Regions from separate parts of the Homo sapiens genome. Here region 1 is linked to region 2. Evidence: chromatin loops called from intact Hi-C (ENCODE). Cell type or tissue: chondrocyte. All regions are shown on one strand. Each heading gives the region's core, and the rest is flanking DNA. Links, peaks and the distances in the headings are about the cores only. Region 1 overlaps COL5A2 (collagen type V alpha 2 chain). Region 2 holds the start of LOC105373791 (a long non-coding RNA gene).

Evidence for each region. Hi-C counts contacts between places; a loop is a spot of excess contacts. Peaks named below come from ENCODE experiments on the same cell type or tissue, not always from the same donor. Only the 100,000 strongest peaks of a DNase experiment are listed, where the experiment ranks them.
Region 1: a loop joins it to region 2, with 2.0 times the contacts of the local background. A loop is called at or near these places in 9 of 110 quality-filtered maps.

The regions. Positions count from the first base shown.
Region 1 is chr2:189,055,420-189,060,815 of GRCh38, reverse strand. COL5A2 (collagen type V alpha 2 chain) reads left to right here. Exons shown (of 54, transcript NM_000393.5): 31 at 33-86; 32 at 1,923-1,967; 33 at 2,289-2,387; 34 at 3,389-3,496; 35 at 3,790-3,843. Among named protein-coding and RNA genes, the nearest start is that of MIR3606, 62 kb to the right of the region's middle. In chondrocyte, for the core only: no CTCF peak of the experiment used is centred there; no DNase peak of the experiment used is centred there.
Region 2 is chr2:188,981,908-188,987,237 of GRCh38, reverse strand. It overlaps COL3A1 (collagen type III alpha 1 chain), which reads right to left. Exons shown (of 51, transcript NM_000090.4): 2 at 2,276-2,478; 3 at 1,991-2,041; 4 at 1,460-1,573; 5 at 99-179. LOC105373791 (a long non-coding RNA gene) reads left to right here and starts at 2,419. Exons shown (of 3, transcript XR_007087614.1): 1 at 2,419-2,527. In chondrocyte, for the core only: CTCF peaks have their summits at 2,621, 2,834 and 3,622 (motif pointing left); no DNase peak of the experiment used is centred there.

The DNA.
Region 1 (5,396 bases), core at 343-5,342, 73 kb before region 2:
TTCACAATTTTATTTTCTTACTTTTGTTTTAGGGGCTTCCTGGTCCTCCAGGGCCTCCTGGAGAAGGTGGAAAACCAGGTGATCAAGTAAGTGTTTAAATAATAATAATGGCAACACTATACATTGCTGGCTCAATTATCACTTTTTATGTGTGAGGCTCTGTTGTGCTTTCCTTTACATACATTATCTCTTTGAGTTCTCAAAGCAGCCCTATGTACTAGGTACTATCATTATCTCCATTTTGTAGATGAGGAAAATGGGGCATACAGATGTTAGATAACTTTCCCAAAGTCACACAGTTAATAGATTTGAACCCAGGTCATCTGCTTCCCAAGATGTGTTCTTAACCACTTTATATAAACAGTTATGGACAAATACTAACAATTTTATTCTGTCGTTTTCCTGGCTCATAGATTTATTTATTTTTCTTTGAATGATTCATTTGTTCATTTAATCATTTAATAAATATTTGCTGAACACTCTGTGTGCTTGCCTCTACAAAGCACTGGCCTGAACCAGCTGAACAAAATGGATTTGGACCTTGCTGTCCTTACAGTATAGTAGGATTCAGAGAGTATAGGACAATTACAATAATAGCATGCTCTAAATGCTATAATAAGGGAGGTACTATGTTTATGGAAACAAAAAAGATGCACCTAAATAAGACTTGGGGGTTTTAGGAAAGGTTTTCCAGACAAAGTAATATCTTTTATGAGATCTGAGAGATGAATGATGATAATGATGAAGGAGGGAAGATAGGAAAAACCTCCAGGAAATGAGACAAGCTTACAAATCAGAGTGGGTAATGTAATTTGGGGAAAATAGAAAGGGGGCTGCAGGGTGACTCAGGGGCCTGATTATGGAGGGCTTTAATTTGATTCTAATTTGTTCTTCATCATTAGAGTAATGGGAAGCTAAGGAAGAGTTTTTAGGCTGGGCACAGTGGCTCACACCTGTAATCCCAGCACTTTGGGAGACTGAGGCAGGTGAATCACTTGGCATCAGGAGTTCGAGACCAGCCTGGCCAACCGTCTGTACTAAAAATACAAAAATTACCTGGGCATGGTGGCACATGCCTGTATTCCCAGCTACTTGGGAGGCTGAGGCAGGAGAATCACTTTAATCCAGGAGGTGGAGGTTGCAGTGAGCCAAGATCATGCCACCATTGTACTCCAGCCTGGGTGATAGAGCGAGACAACGTCTCAAAAAAAAAAAAAAAAAAAAAAAAAACCAGAAAAGAAAAAAGAAGGGTTTTTAAGGAAGGAGTAATATGATAAGATTAGGGAGATCAGGCCACAGTGAGGACAGTCCATTTCGGAGAATAAGATTGGAGGCCTATTTGATAAAGTTATCTTTATCAAAGAAAGAAATTTCAAATTGACAAACTTTCTTTTATGTAAGAACAAACAAACTTTTAATTTAGACATGACTGCACTGGTTTGAATGCACAATACCTAGTAGAGTGCTTTGTCCATATTATAGGCTCAAGAAAGATTTACTTAATTGAGTAGAATTGGATTGGTTCTATTTAAAAGACCAACTCTTTAGCCCTTTTTATATAACTTTTCTTTATTTAAACTTTTTCATCTTCCATTAGTTTAAAAAAAGACATTTAGCATGTATTTTGTTGCCTCTAAAAAACTAATGCTCTATCTTTGTGAAATAGTACTTTGCATGTTCTCATTGCCAAAAATCAAACATTCAGGTATAATACAAAGTTTTTTGGAAAAATGTTTTCATCTAAAACATGTAATATTCCCTCATTTATAAAAATATACGTACTTTTCTTTCTTTAAATTGTTGGCTTATGCAGCCTTCTAATGGCACATTAATAGAAACTAGGTGTATGAACTGGAAAGTTTTCTGATAAATGCCTAAACTCAAAGCTCTTGTTCCATTAAAAAAAAAAAATGTGTTTATAGGGTGTTCCTGGAGATCCCGGAGCAGTTGGCCCGTTAGGACCTAGAGTAAGTATTTTAATCTTCATGATTAATGTTGTTTCCCACTGGCTTCAGTTTTAAAAGGTGTCTTTTAAAATCTTAAACTGGGATTTATTTTAACCTATAAATTCTTTGACTGGATAAAAATTAATTTTATGAGAAATATTTTGTGCTATGAAACTAGCATATCCTTACTTCAAATTTATTTCTTATCACTAAATTAGAAAATTGAGATTTAGTAATGTCTCATTTCTGAATTTTTCCGCAGTAGAAGCCATTTCTCAGAAACATTTTGACCTATTTTTAGATCAAGTATTGAGATTATTTGACATCCCAATTTTGTGCTAGGGAGAACGAGGAAATCCTGGGGAAAGAGGAGAACCTGGGATAACTGGACTCCCTGGTGAGAAGGGAATGGCTGGAGGACATGGTCCTGATGGCCCAAAAGTAAGTGTCATAGTGATCTCAGTGTTTTAAAATGCTTTAAAATTACTGCTTAATAAACGCATGATGGTGTGAGAATGCATTTGTCTTGTTTTTGAAAGATAATTTGATTATATCATTTTCTTCTTCCACAAATATTTAATGAGCGCTTACTAGGCTTTTTCCTTGCAACTAAAGTGTCAGCTAAAAAGAAGACTCTCTTCTTTGATGGGGATTGTAGTTTAGTGCACATGGTGATAGACTTCCATATACAAACACATTTCTAATGTTTATGTACATTTTATTAGTGGCTTCTATGAATAAACAGAGGAAAGAAATAGAAAATTACATAATTTATTAGGAGGCTTTTCTAATAATATGCTCCATTTTCCTTGTCTCAGGTTTCACAATTCTGCTTACTACATATGTGAAAATATGGAACTTTTAAAATCTGAAAATATAATGCATCATAAGGCAGAAATGTGTGCCATTTAGTGATTGGTAGAAAATAATGTGGCCAACTTCAGTATAAACAATTGAAGTAGAATTTTTCATGGTCATGTGACATGAGACCCCTTATTATTTTCAGGGTTTAGAGTGATTGATGCAGTCTACTACAATTTAGACACTATATTAGCCTGAAAACCAGGTTAATATCAAATATCAGTTTCATTAAAGAGAGAATGAAATATTTCTCTAAATGTAATGTCTTTCTTTCTTAATATATTCCATTATGTTGCCAACAGAGGGAAAAAAAGGCAACTCTATCCTTTTTATTTGAAATAGCGTTCAATTGCCTCTTAAGAGAAAAGTTAAAAATATAAAGCAGCAATCAAAAACAAAATCTGGTTTTTTTAATTTCAAAATATCAACTCACTCAGAGACAACTTTCTCAGATGAAAAATATAAGCACTAAGTTGAACTACATGAAATTGCTGACAACTACTTTTGACCCACTAAAAAGCAATTTCATTAGTTTAATCTTAATATTATTGGTATGGTCACTTAATGTTGGTTCATTTTAGGGCAGTCCAGGTCCATCTGGGACCCCTGGAGATACAGGCCCACCAGGTCTTCAAGGTATGCCGGGAGAAAGAGGAATTGCAGGAACTCCTGGCCCCAAGGGTGACAGAGTAAGTCCTTTTTTTTTTTTTTTTTTTTTCAGTTCATTTATTCAGACTTTCTGCTGAAAATGAAATGATTTCTTGAGCAGGCTTTTATTTCTACCATCCTGAGTCACTAGTCATTCATTTTTCATTCTTCTAATAAACATTTACTGAGAAAATGCACAGTGTGAGGCACCATCCCAGGCTCACCTGGATACGACTAGGAAAATGACAATTAGCCTTCACTCTCATGAAACTTACACACAAGTGTGGGAAAGAGACAATTAAATGAATCAATTGTATTTTGTGTGTTTTCCCAGGGTGGCATAGGAGAAAAAGGTGCTGAAGGCACAGCTGGAAATGATGGTGCAAGAGTAAGTGAAAGTATTCCTTTTCTAGCTGGGCTAGGAACCAACATTACAGTATCATATGAGTTTCCCTGAACCTTCCAAAATAAAGTCAGTCATGTTTCCTTGGTAGTCAGGAGTTGGAGAATAATGGCATGTGAGATCTGCTGTGATTCAACCACGGTTTATTCATTTTGCTTACCCTGAATTAAATGAAACTTAAATAAAAACATATTTATTGTGCCTATGAGATAAGTGCCTTAAGGGGATGGGGGCCCTCTTTATCTTTCTCTATCATCTTTTTATTTCATACACAAGGTTTATTTCTGTTAAAATGCTAATCTAGTGAGCTGGCCAATACTTCATTCCAGCATAGACAAGTAGAGCTTTGTGGAGTCACCAAAGTTGTGATAAATGTTTCTCAGTATATTGGATGTTGGGGTGAGAAATTTACTGCACAGTGAATCGTCATTAATGTTATCATTAATAAACAGTTTGAACAAGCAGAATGTCCAGAAGGATGGTCAACTGCAAAGCATTGTTTAATGTCATGTCAGAAATTGACATTTAACAAGCGTTAGGTCTTTGAAATTAGAATGCATTTACAATTCCAAGGACAATCAGACTCGAAGGACAATATATTTTCAGACATAAATGATTTCCTCATGTAAGAGTGGCTAGTCACAATGGCTTAAACATCCATCATTTTCTGGAATAGTACCTGATATTTGACTAATGATTTCTGTTTCAGTATGACATGGTTTGCTGTTAGTTGTCATGTGTGCCCTGGCAATTACAGTTGTAACATAATAAAAGAGAACTGCTATTTGGTTCTGCACATTGAGTCATTGTTAATACATTGGTTATAATAGCTTTAGATTAAGGAAATATAGTGAAATGTAGTAGAAAATTTTCATCTTAAGGGTAATTAGTCCTTTTTATGCAAATTTAATTAAGGATGCACCACTTCTTTTAACAAATTATGCACAAAAGATACACCTTGCCTTTTAGTTAAATCTAATATTTAATTTAATATTTCAAAAATAGTCAAGTAAATCTGGCATATTTTTAATATTTTACATCATGGATGTCCTGGAATGCATAAGTAGTGCAGTACTATTTATAGGAACGATGCATTGGCAGTTTGTTTTAAGGGAAAATCTAAAATACATATCAATTGTGCCTATGAACTAACTTTGAAATTGCAATGTGATAGGACCAGGATGTAAGCAATGACTGCTTTATTTTTAATGAGGACACTACATTGTTGCAGGAAAGAAGCAGAGCAAAGCACTTACTGCAATCTCATAGTAGGGAAAAAATGAATAACATGTTTTCTCTGTATAAAAAATCTATAAACATAAGTAATGAAGTGATATTTATATTTCATCAAATCCTTTAAAGAAGTATATTACATAAATTATTGGAATGATATCATTCCATTGTAGATCCAGAGACTATAAGAACACAGATTTCTTATGTTCTTGTCAAATCTATAAAATTAAAGTCATTTTTGTTCCTTAAGTTTCTTTAGTTGTACATACAGAAATTAAACGATGAAAGAATATTTGGGCTGCATA
Region 2 (5,330 bases), core at 1-5,000:
CCATAAAAATACTGAATTCCTAGAAGAGCAACCATTCAAGATTTTACAAACCAGAAAGATAATAAAGCTCCAAAATGCTGAGAAACATTTGTACGTACAGCTGGTCCAGGATAGCCTGCGAGTCCTCCTACTGCTACTCCAGACTTGACATCATATGAATCATACTGGGGAGAATAGTTCTGTGGCAAGGAGACAAATAGATATGATCATTTTAACAGACAGTTCATAATTCTTTTAAAAAGCATTTAGAAGTGCATGCAACATCTACTGTCTACTGATAGGTTTTTGTGTGCCAAAAGATGTGGTATGTATTCACTAATTATCTTGTTTATCGTGTCTTTCTGTAGATTTAGACGTTAGATATCCTACAGAAGCATTTTCTTGTGGGATGCACAAATCTTTCCACTGTGTTCAATGTTAGTTCCCCCCAATTTTTCCTATTATGCGCTTACTTAAGCTATTATTTCTAAGCAGTAGCTACATCATTACAAACATAGGATCATAGGCTGTTTGAGGCCAAAAGAGTCTCGAGATCATATAATACACCTTCTCATTTTGAGCAAAAAAATGAAGTCAAATTATTTTTCAAACACTTAATGATACAAGTAAAATTCATATCCCCTGGATTCTGGTTAATATGACTAAAAGATTCACTCAAAAATAAACATCTCCATAGAAAATAAACCAAAAAATAGTAGAAAGGCTCATATGCTTATTAGATTTCTTTGAAGCTTTTTTTAAATTCTAAGTTCCAGGTCTAGAGTTAGGTTCTGTTTGGTTACTAGAATAAGAATAACTTAGACAATATACTTTGGTTCTTGTTGAATTGCTTTTTGAAATGCACTTTTTAACCTCACAAAAATTTGTGTAATATATTTTCTCGTTTCACCTAATTCCATGCAACAGAAATTTTGTCATATTTATTTGTTTGGTTGTTTTACCTGCAGATTTATTTGGCTGCCATGCTTCAGGAGAAGCAAGGTGTGCTCTGAAGTATTAGCAAGAGCAGTTTCATAGGCAGAAATAATCCTGTTCAATAGGAATACTAACAGTTCTTCAACTTCTTTTTGTCTAAACTTTTAGAGGCTTTGACATTGGTATTAGTAGGAGAATAAAGTATGGATACAGTACTAACTAAATTATTTAGGTTAATTTTTTTTGTTAAGTTCATAGTTCACTTCTTAAACATAATGTGTATGCTATATATCTGCTGAGAAATTAGCAAATTTTCCAAGGATATAGTAGCAATGACATTAGCATTATGAGGAAAAATGAATACTTATAAAGTACTTAGAATAGTGCCTAATACATAGAAGCACTAAATAAGGATTTATTAAATACACTGAATCAGAGAACAGATACAAAGAACTCATAATAGTGAGACGTAATATCGAGTAAAGAAAGAAGATGAACTAGATAGTTTTATGAGGGAATTTTTTAAGTACCGTAATTGTTATACCTGAGGACCAGTAGGGCATGATTCACAGATTCCAGGGGGGCCAGGAGAACCAGGGGACCCTGGTTGTCCTGGAATACCAGGGTCACCATTTCTCCCAGGAATACCAGGAGGGCCCTAAAAAAGAGATAAAAATAAATTAAATAGTGAAAAATCCTGGTGATTCACAATCATTATCAGATTGTTGTTTCTCTACTTTATAATATTAGGAAACAATATAAGTAATATATTTTCTTTATAACACATACTTTTTAATCAAAATCTTGTGAATAATTTAAGTATAATGTATTCCTTTGTATATTGACCTACACATTTTCTTTAAACTGATCATGGGGGTGAAGACATAATATGAAGTTTGGGAAATTGAAATCTTTACACGTACAATTATGGATTCTCAGTCTGTTGTTTGGTGCCATTATTCAAATATGTGGTAATGAAGAGAATGTATGATGAAAGCTCAAATCTAGAAAAAGCAAACTCTTACTAGAATTATCATTAGTATTAATTTTATTCTACTGAAGAATGTTTACTTACTGGATCTCCCTTGGGGCCTTGAGGTCCTTGACCATTAGGAGGGCGAGTAGGCTAATAAATGGAAAAGAAACAAGTTAAACAAGACACAGAATTTGCATATTATTTAGTAACCCAGATTCTAACCAATCCTTATCTTTAAATTGAAACGGTCACTTTTTACTCGTAATACAAACATGGCTATTTGATGAACATGACTTTCATTCCCTTTTAGGCTCCTATGATATAGGAGCTATTCATGTGTCTAAATATGAATATTGAAGATGTACAGTTTATCTTTAAACTCACAGCAGTTGGAGGCTGTGGGCAAACTGCACAACATTCTCCAAATGGAATTTCTGGGTTGGGGCAGTCTAATTCTTGATCGTCACATATTATGTCATCGCAGAGAACGGATCCTGAGTCACAGACACATATTTGGCATGGTTCTGGCTTCCAGACATCTCTATCCGCATAGGACTGACCAAGATGGGAACATCCTCCTTCAACAGCTGAAAAACAAGTTAGATGACGTGAAGTTTCCTTAGGTTTTGCTGAAAGGTGATTTTTGTTACTCTGTTAGGACTATTAACAATAGCCAAAGTTGAAAAGGTTTGAAACAAATAATTTCTTCCTTTCATTAGAAAATTATACTTGCCCTATGTAATTTGCTAAGTAGCAAGAAATTAATTAAAATATCATATCTGCTTGTTAACATAAAATTGGCACACCATAGTCAATTTTCCTTAAGACCAGCAGATATTTTAATTTCATTTATAGTAAGAATTAACATCAATGTATATCACACAAGCATTTAAACATTTATTTATTAAAGGAACATTGAAAATAAGCTCTTCTACCCAATTGCTATTCTTTGCCTTAACAGCAGATGGGAGCATTAAACTAAAGAGATGATTTTGTCACTAACTCTGAAGACTTTCTGGATTTTATCAACCTAGTTGAGAAATTCAGGGGAAAACTGAGCTAATCTTGGCAGCATAAAACTCTACCAGATTTTCCTGGGAAAGTTTTAACAGAACTTATTATGTGTATTGAATGTCACTGTTAGCTCTATTTGGCATTAGTAGCTCAACATGATATGACATAATATATTGTATATCCCATATGGATGTAAAGACATTTCCAAATCACCAAAAAGAAAAGAAAAAGATGTTTTTAAAATAAACATTGGCAAGGAATAAGTAAAAATAATAGGGAAAATATGAATCATAACCATCTGTATTTGTGGCTTAAAATGGTAAAAAAAATTGCTTCAACCAAAATTTTAGACTTGCTTCATAATTATATACAAGGTACTGAAATTTCAGCAGCTATTAACTATGAATCAGCTTAGGAATTGCCAAAACAAAACCTGGTCTCAATTCTTAAGGCATTAGCTGTGTATTGTGGTTAAATACAACTTTAGTTCTTGACAATTAGTATGATAGTTTGCCAGTAATTGAGTAAATAAATAATAAGTTTCTAAGCATCTGCAAAAATTTTTGCAAACAACAAATGATGTACTGTTCAGTAATTTATATTTTTGTGAGATGGTGAAATTTTTATTTTCTCAAAGCCAAGATATTTAAAATGTCTATTGAAAGAGGCCTGCTACCGAGTAGGCAAGTAGTTCAAAATTAGTTTTTGCCGCCTAGTGGTCAAGAGGCCTTTTAGTGGTCCTAAGATTTTTCCATCTGGGCACTACATGCAGCCACAAAAGATCACCTTTTCGAGGTCCCGTTGCTATATCATCTCTCTGTCTAGGGTAATAATAATTTAGGTTTGTGTTTAAATGAGTTGAAATGTTTAGCTGATTTAGTAAATGTTCACCAAAAAGAATTTCAAAACCTAGACTCTAGAAAGTACTGCAATTGCTTCCCCACCTCATTTCCATTTATGTGTTCTGATACAAATTTAATGATATTGTACAAGACACTTGATCTACTCAAGAAGTTTTAAAAATCCATTCTTTTTTATGTTACAATTTCTCAATGTAGTTTACAGCTAACGAAGGAAAGCTTCATTTTTTAATTGCAATTTTAAGTAGGCAAATAATTTGTTTATTTAGAAAATTTATTCTAATTCCTCCCCTATGTCTGAAACACATATATGAGAACATGGGATATATTTTCTATATACATTTCCTAAGCTTTTAAAACAGCATTTCTTAATTCTTAGTGAATATAAAAGCTGAATACCAAAATGCTTATCTCAGTGGAAATGAAGTAGGCCTATTTGAATGGTGTTACGGAAAATATATTTAATAGAAGAGCAAACAGTCATTTACACATTGGTGTGAAGAGTAATAACAGGTGAGTCTATGCATTAAACTCATTTTGTTCTCTAGACAGAACTGGCGTTTCATATTTAAGTACTAAGTTCACCAGTCTGCAGAAAAGGTCCGAAAATTTGGGTTTGGAAGATTGTGCAGTAAAATTACATGGAACACTGTAATTACATTGGTTCCTTTTCTCAAAATGAACCACTTAAAAATTTTCTCCAAATCAACTTTATATGAAATATTCCTACAGATTAGTTTCAGCCCAAGATTTTCCCATTAATAATGTGTATTTTAAGCCCTCCAGATCCATCCTCAAAAGCATTGTTAGATTGTACAGATGATTCTTTTAGCTCATTGCCTCTGGATCAGGCATATCTTTTCACACTTAATACAGCACGTGGATTATGAAAAACAGCCATTGAATACTAAAGGCATATTAAAGACAAATGAAGATAATAGTTAAAGCTAGGCTCAAACATTTCCTATTTTAAGTATCTTCTATATGTTCTTGATCTGCCTAGAAATTAACATAAATACTTTTCCCTCCTGTGTATTCATCCTCCTATGTTTATGTCTCATTAAGGGTGTCCTCACATCATTAGAAATACAGTACTTTCCATTTGTTCTGCTAATTATTAAATAAATGAGCACAATATTGACTTATTAAAATTGTAAATGAGTTTGTTAAAATTGGGTCAAATGCAATGTTATAAGTATTAACGTTGTTATTTAGCTTATTGTTTCTAAATTTTATTAGAAACATATTATAGTACTTTTTAAAACACGGAGGCCTCAATATAAAGATTATTTTAGTGCAATTTTAAAAATTATCATATTCTTAAAATATTTTTCTCTTCTCACCTGCACATGACAGTCAACATGGTGCATGTATGTTTTGTTTTACTTTAGAAAGTCATATTGTTTTAAGTAAAAAAAAGAGAGTTGGAATGTTTAAAAAATAAGAATTAATGCAACTTTATTTATTGCCATAACTTATTTCACATCCACTTGAAATAAATTTGGCTCTCCTGAGAAGTCAGTTCCTGTAAAAACTTGTGGCTGAAAATTAGCCCTTTCTCTGTT